Regions from separate parts of the Homo sapiens genome. Here region 2 is linked to region 1. A link is an interaction called in ENCODE POLR2A ChIA-PET data of the cell type or tissue named here. Cell type or tissue: Panc1. All regions are shown on one strand. Each heading gives the region's core, and the rest is flanking DNA. Links, peaks and the distances in the headings are about the cores only.

Region 1 (6,552 bases), core at 3,136-5,635:
AACCACACAACATACCAGATTTTCATTGCATAAAATATTTTTAAAATAATTTATCAGTTGACAAGCCTCTTATAAATCTTTGCATCCTTAGTGCTTTTTAAGTGCCTGCTTAGCATGTAAAACAGGAACCAAGTTTTTTTAAGTATAATCATTACAGTTTCAGGATCCAAGTAAGTGTAATCATTACAGTTTCAGGATCCAAATAAGTGTAATCATTACAGTTTCAGGATCCAAATAAGTGTAATCATTACAGTTTTAGGATCCAAAGCATGTTTAACTTGTTGCATAGTAATTTTTATGTACCTCTGAACATTCCTCTGCTAGGAACATATTTTATATCAGCAATAATTTTAGGCTCTGATTCTCATGTGGCCTTTGAAGAACTCTTTTTGTTGCTTCTTGGTTTCAGCTTTGGAAATCTAGAGAAACCCAATTAAGATTTAATATTACAAAAAGAAATCAGATACCTAAAACATTAAATATGCACTGAAAATTATTTACCAAAAACTGAAACAAGTAAAAAACATTCCCTTATTTGAAAAATGCCTTTCATTAGAAGCCTTATGATTTAGCTAAAATGCACAGAAGATAAGTTATTGCCAAGTGCTTGTAGGATGCCACTTGAAAAGTTCCTGTTTGAGAGTCCAGGTCTTATTTCCTCCCAAGAAAAATTTAGTTATCACCATTTTATATTTTACTTTGTAAGTTAATCTTTTACTTGGGTATCTGATATAATCTCATTTTTCTTTTTTATATAATTGCTACTAACTTTGAAAAAAACACTGCTTATTTCAAAGAGAAATAATGTTTAAAAGATGTGAAGCATTTAATCCTTGAATGCTGGAAACACTTTTAAAGTATTGTAAGTACATCTGTATTACATTACACACAGGGAAAAGAATGTATGAATTCTATGATCTGTGGGCACTAAGGTGGCTGGTTTAGAAAAACAGTATTTTGCATTTCAAGTTTCTTTTCAACATAAAGAATATTCTGCAATTTTAAAAAGAATAATTCCAGGCTGGGGTGTGTGGTCAGGGAAGCATAAGTAAAGTTTTGGTTTTACAGTTGTTCTCTAACTTTAGTAAGCTTGGCTCTGCATTTTGTTAAGCACTTTTATATTTTTCCTGATTTGAAAACGATTGCGTGAGACAAACTCAGAACATGGAGAAATCACTACATCACATTTCTTAATGAGTGTCCTGCATGTCTTACTCAGCTATGATTATGGTGCAGATAATTTTTTACTAATTAAGAAATACCAAAGTTTGTGAATGATTTACTCTTAAAATTACAGCAAATTTAAATGTATCCCAATGATAACCTCACTCTTGATCACTTGTGTTCCAGTGTGCTTTTTTGAGCAGGAGATAAAAGGATGGAGTTACAGCCATTAGGCTGGATCTCATGAGATATGTGTTTTGCATGTGAATATCACCTGTCATTGGTAGAGATGAATAAAAATGCTGGAGAACTTCTGCACTAGACTGGTTGACATGTTCTCAGCTTTTTCTTCTTTGACATGAAATGACATTAACATGCCAACATATTCTCATATGTACCCGCTAGTGAGCTAGCTAGAATTCCACCCCTTTCACTCCCACCCCAGAAAGCAAGCAAGAATGAATGTTCTGGGGATGCATTTTCAGCCACCTCAGACTTATTTTTTTAAAGTAATGATTTGAGAATTTCATGCTTTAATGACCATTAGCATCTAATTACCTGTGACACATTTGGCAGCTATGTCACGATAAACTCTGTATTTCTTAAATTTTACATGGCAATATAAATTTCTGGAAACCAGTTATAATTAGAATAATTGACTTTTTTCCAAAAGCCAATTTTGTAACCAGTTATTTTATTGCCATGTTACTAGAAATTGTCATAAGGTGATTGGTTGTCTTTAAGGCTCAAAATAAATATATTTGAGGAATTCAAATAGTTAGCTCATCATTCTTTTATTCAAGAAAAATAACAACATAAATATTATTATTATTTTATTTTTTTATTTTTTTGAGGCAGAGTTTCACTCTTCTTGCCCAGGCTGGAGTGCAGTGGCACGATCTTGGCTTACTGCAGCCTCCGCCTCCTGGATTCAAGCGATTCTCCCACCTCAGCCTCCCGAGTAGCTGTGATTACAGGCATGTGCCACCATGCCGAGCTAATTTTGTATTTTTAGTAGAGATGGGGATTCTCCATGTTGGTCACGCTGGTCTCAAACTCCCAACCTCAGGTGATCCACCCACCTTGACCTCCCAAAGTGCTGGGATTACAGGTGTGAGCCACCGTGCCCGGCCAACATAAATATTATATAAGAGTCTTTAACTATTTCTTGGTATGAAAATTGATAACTTGTAGGCTGGTCATGGTGGCTCACGCCTGTAATCCCAGCACTTTGGGAGGCCAAGGCAGGCAGATTACGAGGTCAGGAGATCGAGACCATCCTAGCTAACACTGTGAAACCCCGTCTCTACTAAAAATACAAAAAAAATTAGCCAGGCATGGTGGCACGCACCTATAGTCCCAGCTACTTGGGAGGCTGAGGCAGGAGAATCGCTTGAGCCTGGGAGATGGAGGTTGCAGTGAGCCGAGATTGTGCCACTGCACTCCAGCCTGGGCAACAAAGCGAGACTCCATATCAAAAAAAGAAAAAGAAAATTAGTAACTTGTTTTAGAGCTTTCCTAATGTCAGAATATTTGATTTTTTTTTATTTAGTTTTAGAACCTCTATAATAATAGCTCTTGTACCTGCCTTTCTTAGAAGGTATTAAACTTACTATGCTATAAGGAAGTAACTACTGAATTGTCATCACCTTTAAAAAATTTTTAATGTAAAATACTCTCATATATTTATCTATTAGTAATTTTGAATATTAAGAGTGTTTCCTGGTTTTTTGTTTTTTTTTATTAATAAGATATTATGAACTAGATCCTTATAAAAGTCTCCTAGACAATTTGAGGAACAAAGTGATCATTGAGTATCCAACATTACATGTGGTATTGAAAGGATCCAATAATGACATGAAAGTTCTTCACCAAGGTAAGTGTAAATTTGTTTCTGTAATGCTTAGAATAGCTTTAGAGAAACCAAAGCAAAATATGTCCACCCTTATTTCTTTATATGTGTTTTCCCACTATATTTACACACTTACAGGATCTACTGTATAGCTAGTTAATGTGAAGAACCAGGTAAATGCAATGCTGCTACTCTTCTGTTTCTAAGAGCGTATAATCTTATAAAACCAATTTTAAGTGAATAAATCAAATTGAATGGCTATAAAAGGACTTTTTTTTAGCATGGGGTTCTATGTATTTTTTTGTCTTTTTTTAAGCTAATAGTCTTTAAGTAACTGTCCATGATCACGTACATTTACTCCATAGTTAAGACTTTAGACATTTCTAAAATGAGGGATTACAAAACATTTTTAGTTGACAATGAAAATGTTGAATGGTTAAAAAAAAAAAAAAAAAGCCTAGTATCCTACCTTATAGAAGGAGAAAATGTTGCAAGGAACATTATATTTAAAAATTTGGCAGCATTTAGAATAAGTTAATGCCATTGCCTTTACCCTTTATCTCCTTTTCTAAACCCACTGGTTTTATTTTCTCTGATTTTGTTTCTCTGATTTTGTGATATAGGGAAGTACTAGAACTGGAAAAAATGTACATAAAAGTTTAGTACATAAAATGACTCATCTATATTTGTAACTACTGATTAAAGTAAACTAACTGTGCTTCTGAATGCAAGATTTTAGAGGATGAGTAAAATTTAGTCACTACCTTTAAGAAGTGAGGAAGATTACCCACCTTAATCCAAAACTATTACATAGCACTTTCAACGAAAAGAATTACAGATACAGGCCAGGTTTTGTTGTAACAAACTCCAGAGGAGCATAGAATCTTTGTCTTGGATTGATACTATTTTTTAAGTAGTATTTGAAATGGGTAGTTTAAGTTTTATTGTTATACCAGCATTACAGGCTGTAAGATGCAGTAACCTATATTGTAAGGTATTCTCTGTTGTGCGTAGTGTTTTTTCTTTGCAAAAATTAATAGAAAAAAATTGTTTTCCAAAGTGGCCAAAATTGTATCAGTGCTACAACTTGAAACCAGATTTTAGTTAGCAAACATGATGTTTCTAATAATAAATTATGGGCCTCTAAATCTTATTTTTATTCTTGACATTAATATTTTTCACAATTTGAGAATTTTTTTCTCAGAATAAATTAGGAATTTTAGTTTTAAATGGCCAGTTTCACTTTGTTTAAGCTTTGTATTATGTTGCTTTTTTCTTAATAAATTCACAGTGCTCTCTCAAATGTTGGTTTTGGGAAAAGTTGTTTAGTAATGTAGGTTAGTAGCTAGGGCAAACATCTTCTGTATAAATAAACAGCACACACAGCTCTCCTTTCACCTTGTTTAGGAATGTACATTCAAGTAAGGCTTCCTGTAATGAAGCAATAAGAAAAGACTACTTTACTAGCGTACTGGGAGCCTTATTGAGTAAAATTTGCTATTTTTCTGGTGGATATATGATGTTTGACTTATTTACAGGAACACAAATGACTCATGCTTTTAGTACAGAGGATTATTTAGAACTGTGTTAGCAAAGAACTAAAAGTATCTGACAGGATTTTAAAACCATACCAGTTTTGTCACATCGTAAGTACACACACCTTAAAAGTAATGCCCAGGTCTTCCTGTACATGCATTTCTTTCTGTAAGTACTTCAAGGTGTCTGTTTCTTTATACATTCTCACAGCATCAGATATTTTGCAGGGTGATACCTTGATGAGGGAAGGGGATTATGTAAGAAGAGGGCATTTTCTTTGGAAAGCCTTGAAATTCCTTCCCTCTCTGGAGGTAAAAAAGTTGGATTTTGATCCTGAGTTTATAGTACAAGTTGTCTCTTTCCTAATTTGGGGGTACATGTGTTTCTGGTCTGGGATTCAGTAGTTCCCACACCTGATGGTTGTTCTAATATTTGTTATGATTGTAGATTGCCATAATTATTTGAGTCTGCCTATATTAATCAGCAGTAGCCAAGATTTTGTTTGTTTGTTGCTTTTCAGTAATGGAAAAGGTTAACTGGAAAAGATAGAGCTATTTAGATACTCCACTAGATTGGAGATGCTAAGTGCTGATTACCTACCTTATATCAGTCCAGTGGGAAGTGCTCAGAATGGTGTAACTTGCTTCACAGGCTGTTATTAGACTAGCAGATTTAGATGAGGGAGAAAAGCATGCTGCATTTCAATCTAAGGAAAAAAGAATGGAACCCTATTCAAAGAAGAAAACTGGGCACCTTCAATAGGCAAAGAAAGGGGAAAATGTCCCATACTGCTAAAAATCTTTATTAATTTAGAAATGTCAGCAAAATAAACTTTTTGATGTTCTAGTGTAACTCAAGATTAGAAAATGCCTCAGCCTTTAGAGAAGGAATCCAACCCAAAATTGATTACTGGAATTAGTGAAAATACCTGGCATAGCAGCTACTCATATATCAGTCTCTTATTGGGCCAGTAAATCTTTCATCCATTCTCCCTCGCTCACCTTTCCTCATTCTTCCTTACTTCTCTTTTCTTTCTTTTCCTTTTGCAGGGAGAGAGAGGAGGATTTTTGGCACTGGAACACGCATGTAAAACTTATTATACAATAGATGCTAAAATAGAGTTTACCTGAAGTACAGAGACAGCCAGAGAAGGAAAAAAACTTTTAATATCATGGAGGCACTGGATGGACTGCTAAAGTTCATAAAATTTCACAAAGATTGGGATGATATCTTGGATGGAACTTATTTCAGTGCCTTACTCTTAGAAAGGGCTCAGTAAACACCATTGTGGTTGCTGGTACAATCTGAAGTCTAGGTACAACAGCAAACCCCAGGGAACTTGTCAGTTGGAATATGAGGCAGTTCCAGGTGTGTGCTTCTAGCATCAGCTTTTATAAGCTGTGGTCCCTTGAGCATTTGCTCTGCCTCTCTGAGCTTTATTTTTCTTATCTACTCAGTGGAGATAACAGCTATAAGCCTCAAAATAACCTATATTTTAGCATGACAATTTTTAAAGAGTTACTACCTATTATTTCCTTTTAGCTTCACAAGACCATGAAATAGAACACTTACTCCGGTTCCCATTTTGCAGATTTAGGGAAAAAACACTAAAAGGCAGAATGATTTGCAGTTACATTGATTCAGCAAACATACTCTAAATTGTGAGGATAGATACAGAGAAGAAAGGTCGAGTTTCTGTCCTCCAGGAACTCTCAGTTTAGTGAGTGAGTCATAGTTAGTCTTGCTTGCTCTAAGCAAGACAGGGGTGTCAGAGGAGCTCCATTTCTATTCTTCTTTCCTGTGAAAGGAAGGAGATGGCGATTAGCTAGTCTTCTGTCACTCCACATTCACTCAACATATACTGACCCTCAATTAAGTTTAAAAAAAAATCATGGAAAAAATTTATTCTAACCACAAGTGGCTGGCCAGGATAATAGTGATCTATTCAGTGGCATGAATATGGATCATAACCACATTGTGAAGTGACCATTCCTAAGTCT
Region 2 (3,527 bases), core at 498-2,997, 240 kb after region 1:
CCTGGGCAACAGAGCAAGACCCTGTTTCAAAAAAAGAAAAAAAGAAAAGAAGGCACCAGTTCAGTTGTCTGATCCACTCCAGGTCTGACCACACTATTCTAAATTCTTTCTTTTCCAGAAACTAGAGACAACTGTTTTTAAAATAACTATCTTTGGGAATATTATGAACTTTATGAACATTTCCCTGCAGATAATCAAACTAGTCAAATACTGTTTGTAGGCTGGGCATGGTGGCTCATGCCTGTAATCCCAACACTTTGGGAGGCCAAGGTGGCTGGATCACCTGAGGTCAGAAGTTTGATACCAGCCTGGCCAACATGTTGAAACCCTGTCTCTACTAAAAATACAAAATTTAGCCGGTGTCATGGTGGATGCCTGTAGTCCCAGCTACTCAGGAGGCTGAGGCAGGAGAATCGCTTGAACCCGGGAGTGAGACTCCGTCTCAAAAAAAAACCCAAAAAAACAAAAACCAAATACTATATATAGAAGGAAACCAAAATCACAGTCACACAAAGACTGTGATAAGACTTTGTTAGAGTGAAAGATTCAAAAAATTTATATTCTTTTTTCATACCTCGAAGTAAATTATATGCAAATATGTCCTAACATAAGCAAACTCAAAACTAAAAGTATGAGCATCAGTATTAATAAATTAAGGGGTTATTTTATTTGCTTTTCTTTCTTTAATATTATTTGCTTTTCTAAAGCTTTCATGATATAATTTATATAAGTAGATAATTCCTATGGTAGGATTCAGGAAGAATTTGATTCATTTTAAAATGTAGCTGACATATAATTTTTTAATTATTGAAAAGTATACATTCAGAACAGTGTTTTAAAACAACTGAAAAGTTTAAAGAAAATAAAATGAATACCTGTATACTTATTACACAGATTTAAAAAATCAAAATTTAGAAGGCATCTGTGAACCTCTCCTCAATCACAATCCTCCCCACAGAGGTAACTACTCGTCTGAGTTTTATGTCAACCTATTCCCTTGTTTTTCTTCATTATTTCATTACTTGTCTATTTCCCCCCAAATAATATAGTGTTTCATTTTTTTCTGTTTTTGAACTTTGCATAAATAGAATCATACTTTTTATGTTTTTGTGTGACTTATTTTACTTAACATTACTGTATGATGTATTTCAATGTATGAATATATTCAGTTTTTTCTGCTGATTTATATTTGGATTGTTTCTTGCTATTAATACTATGAGCAACCCTGCAATTAATAAACTGAAATGTATCTCCTAGGTTACACGTGCTAGAAATTCTCTCAGATTTCTAGAAGTAGAGCTGGCTTGTAAAGTGTACAAGATTTTAAGCTATAGTAAGTACTGCTGAAATAGCTTTCAAGCATTTATGTTCTCACAAGCAATGGGTAAAAGTGCCGCTTGGCCAGGTGCAGTGGTTTCACACCTGTAATCCCAAGACTTTGGGAGGCCAAGGTGGGTGGATCACGAGGTCAGGAGTTTGAGACCATTCTGGCCAACATAGTGAAACCCTGTCTCTACTAAAATTACAAAAAATTAGCCGGGCGTGGTGTCAGGCACCTGTAATCCCAGCTACTCAGGAGGCTGAGGCAGGAGAATCACGTGAACTTGGGAGGCGGAGGTTGCAGTGAGCCGAGATAGCACCATTGCACTCCAGCCTGGGTGACAGTGCGAGACTCCATCTCAAAAAAAAAAAAAAAAAAAAAAAAAAAGCAACACTTGAAATATTTGATTTTCGTTAAAGTCACAGGGGCCTTCCAAATTTTGATTTTAAAATTTTCCTTCTATTTTTTAAAAAACAAAACCATTGTGGTTTTCATTTTTCTTTCCCTGATTACCAATGAGCTTGGGTATCTTTTCATATGTTTATGGGCCATTTGTGTTTTTGTTCATTCATCAAATGTTGTTTGAGTACATCCCATCTGCCAGGCAGTCTTTGAGTCTCTCCTCCACTTTCAAAGAACAATAAAATAGAAGGAATAACCTAGAAACAACTCCACACATATGTACAGGGCCATAACTCAGACAAAGAGAGCATTGTAGGTTAGTGGGTAAAGGAGAATCTCTCTCCTCCATTTCTTAGAAAGTGGAAGAGAAACACTGTACCTATCGATCAATTGTCCATTTTTCTATTGAGTTGTTTCTCTTTTTCAGAGGAATTCTTTATATGTTCTGGAAACATCCTTTGTTGATTGTGTGTGTTGCAAAGATTGTCTCCAAGTTTGTGGCTTGCCTTTTTACTCTGTGGTACTTTTTGATGATGAACCAGAGCTCTTAATTTTAACGTGGTCAGATCCTTTCTTTATATTGTCTTCTAAAAGCTTTAGCATTTTGCCTTTCATGTTTAAGACCTTACTTCCATTTGGAATGTATTCTTATATATTGTGTGAGGATGGGATCCAATTTCCTTCTTTTTCTTGTTACCCACACCGTATATGGAGAACTAACTCTCCTGGCACCATTATTGAATGGTCTGTCCTTTTCCTGCTGATCTACAATGCTCTCTTTGTTGTGAGCTATAGCCCTATATATGTGTGGATCTGTTTCTGGGTTCTAATCCTTCTATTTTATTGTTCTATTTGTCTCTCTCTATGCCAGTTCTACCATACCACTGTATTAATTACTCATCACAAGAAGAAAAGGATAACAATTATTTTGAAAGTTAAATGTACAGTGCCTGACCTGATACATGTTAAGCATACAATAAATGTCATCTGTTATTATTTTAGTAGGAAACACATTTTCATATGTTGTTTTAAACAATATCTAAAATCTGTAGAGAATTAGTCAACATTCAATAGATATAACCACTTCTGTTTTTGCATTTGATATGAGTTACTGTAGCTACCCAAAGACTTAAGAAATTCATACATTCAGTTACTGTTTTTGTCTTCTTCTGAAGTATGTTGGAAAAGATGAAAGATGAACTCTATAATTTCTTTACTCATCCTCACTCTGCAGTCTCTTAGAAAGGTTAAATGAAGAAGGCTTGACTTCGATTGTTTTTCGGATTTGAATTTTGGAAAAGAAAATGATGCTGGAAGAATAAAGCAGCATATTTAGGAAAGACTTTCAGTGATAAATATCTGGAGTATCCTGTTTTCTATACCTTGCTTCTATGCCATATTTTACTTATTATAAACTACCTCAGGATCTTTGTTAAATAAACCCATTTATTTGATGAAGGAGAAGGAAGTGCCACATTTTAACTGTTACTGAAAGAAATGTTCTTTGCCCTGTTGGTCTTGGACTTCCACAAAATACTTGATTCCAGATGTTAAATTGTTTTTTCAGAAGCCTTGTTAAAGGGCCAGAGCATTAGATTTTTGAAGGCATTTCCAAACCCCAGCTGATTATCACAACACACAGGAATCCAAACTTTCAAAGCTTAGCTTTGGCTCTTCAGTGTATCAGCAGCTGCAAAAAATACGTGCTAAGGCACAGGTTCATAGGACTGGGATCCAGTGTCCTTAAATGGTAAAACTTTAAGTAAATTTCCTTTACTTTCCACTTATCATAGATGCAGTTCAG

The links. ChIA-PET counts read pairs that join two places held together with the same protein. Peaks named below come from ENCODE experiments on the same cell type or tissue, not always from the same donor. Only the 100,000 strongest peaks of a DNase experiment are listed, where the experiment ranks them.
Region 2: POLR2A ChIA-PET joins it to region 1 with 13 read pairs; 2 of 35 experiments call an interaction of 5 or more read pairs at or near these places.

What each region holds. Positions count from the first base shown.
Region 1 is chr1:85,654,335-85,660,886 of GRCh38, reverse strand. It overlaps ZNHIT6 (zinc finger HIT-type containing 6), which reads left to right. Exons shown (of 10, transcript NM_017953.4): 9 at 2,916-3,040. Among named protein-coding and RNA genes, the nearest start is that of ZNHIT6, 51 kb to the left of the region's middle. In Panc1, for the core only: no CTCF peak of the experiment used is centred there; DNase peaks (open chromatin) are centred at 3,813 and 4,451; H3K27ac peaks cover 2,500 bases.
Region 2 is chr1:85,413,187-85,416,713 of GRCh38, reverse strand. All of the region lies in intron 1 of DDAH1 (dimethylarginine dimethylaminohydrolase 1), which reads left to right. Among named protein-coding and RNA genes, the nearest start is that of DDAH1, 50 kb to the left of the region's middle. In Panc1, for the core only: no CTCF peak of the experiment used is centred there; no DNase peak of the experiment used is centred there.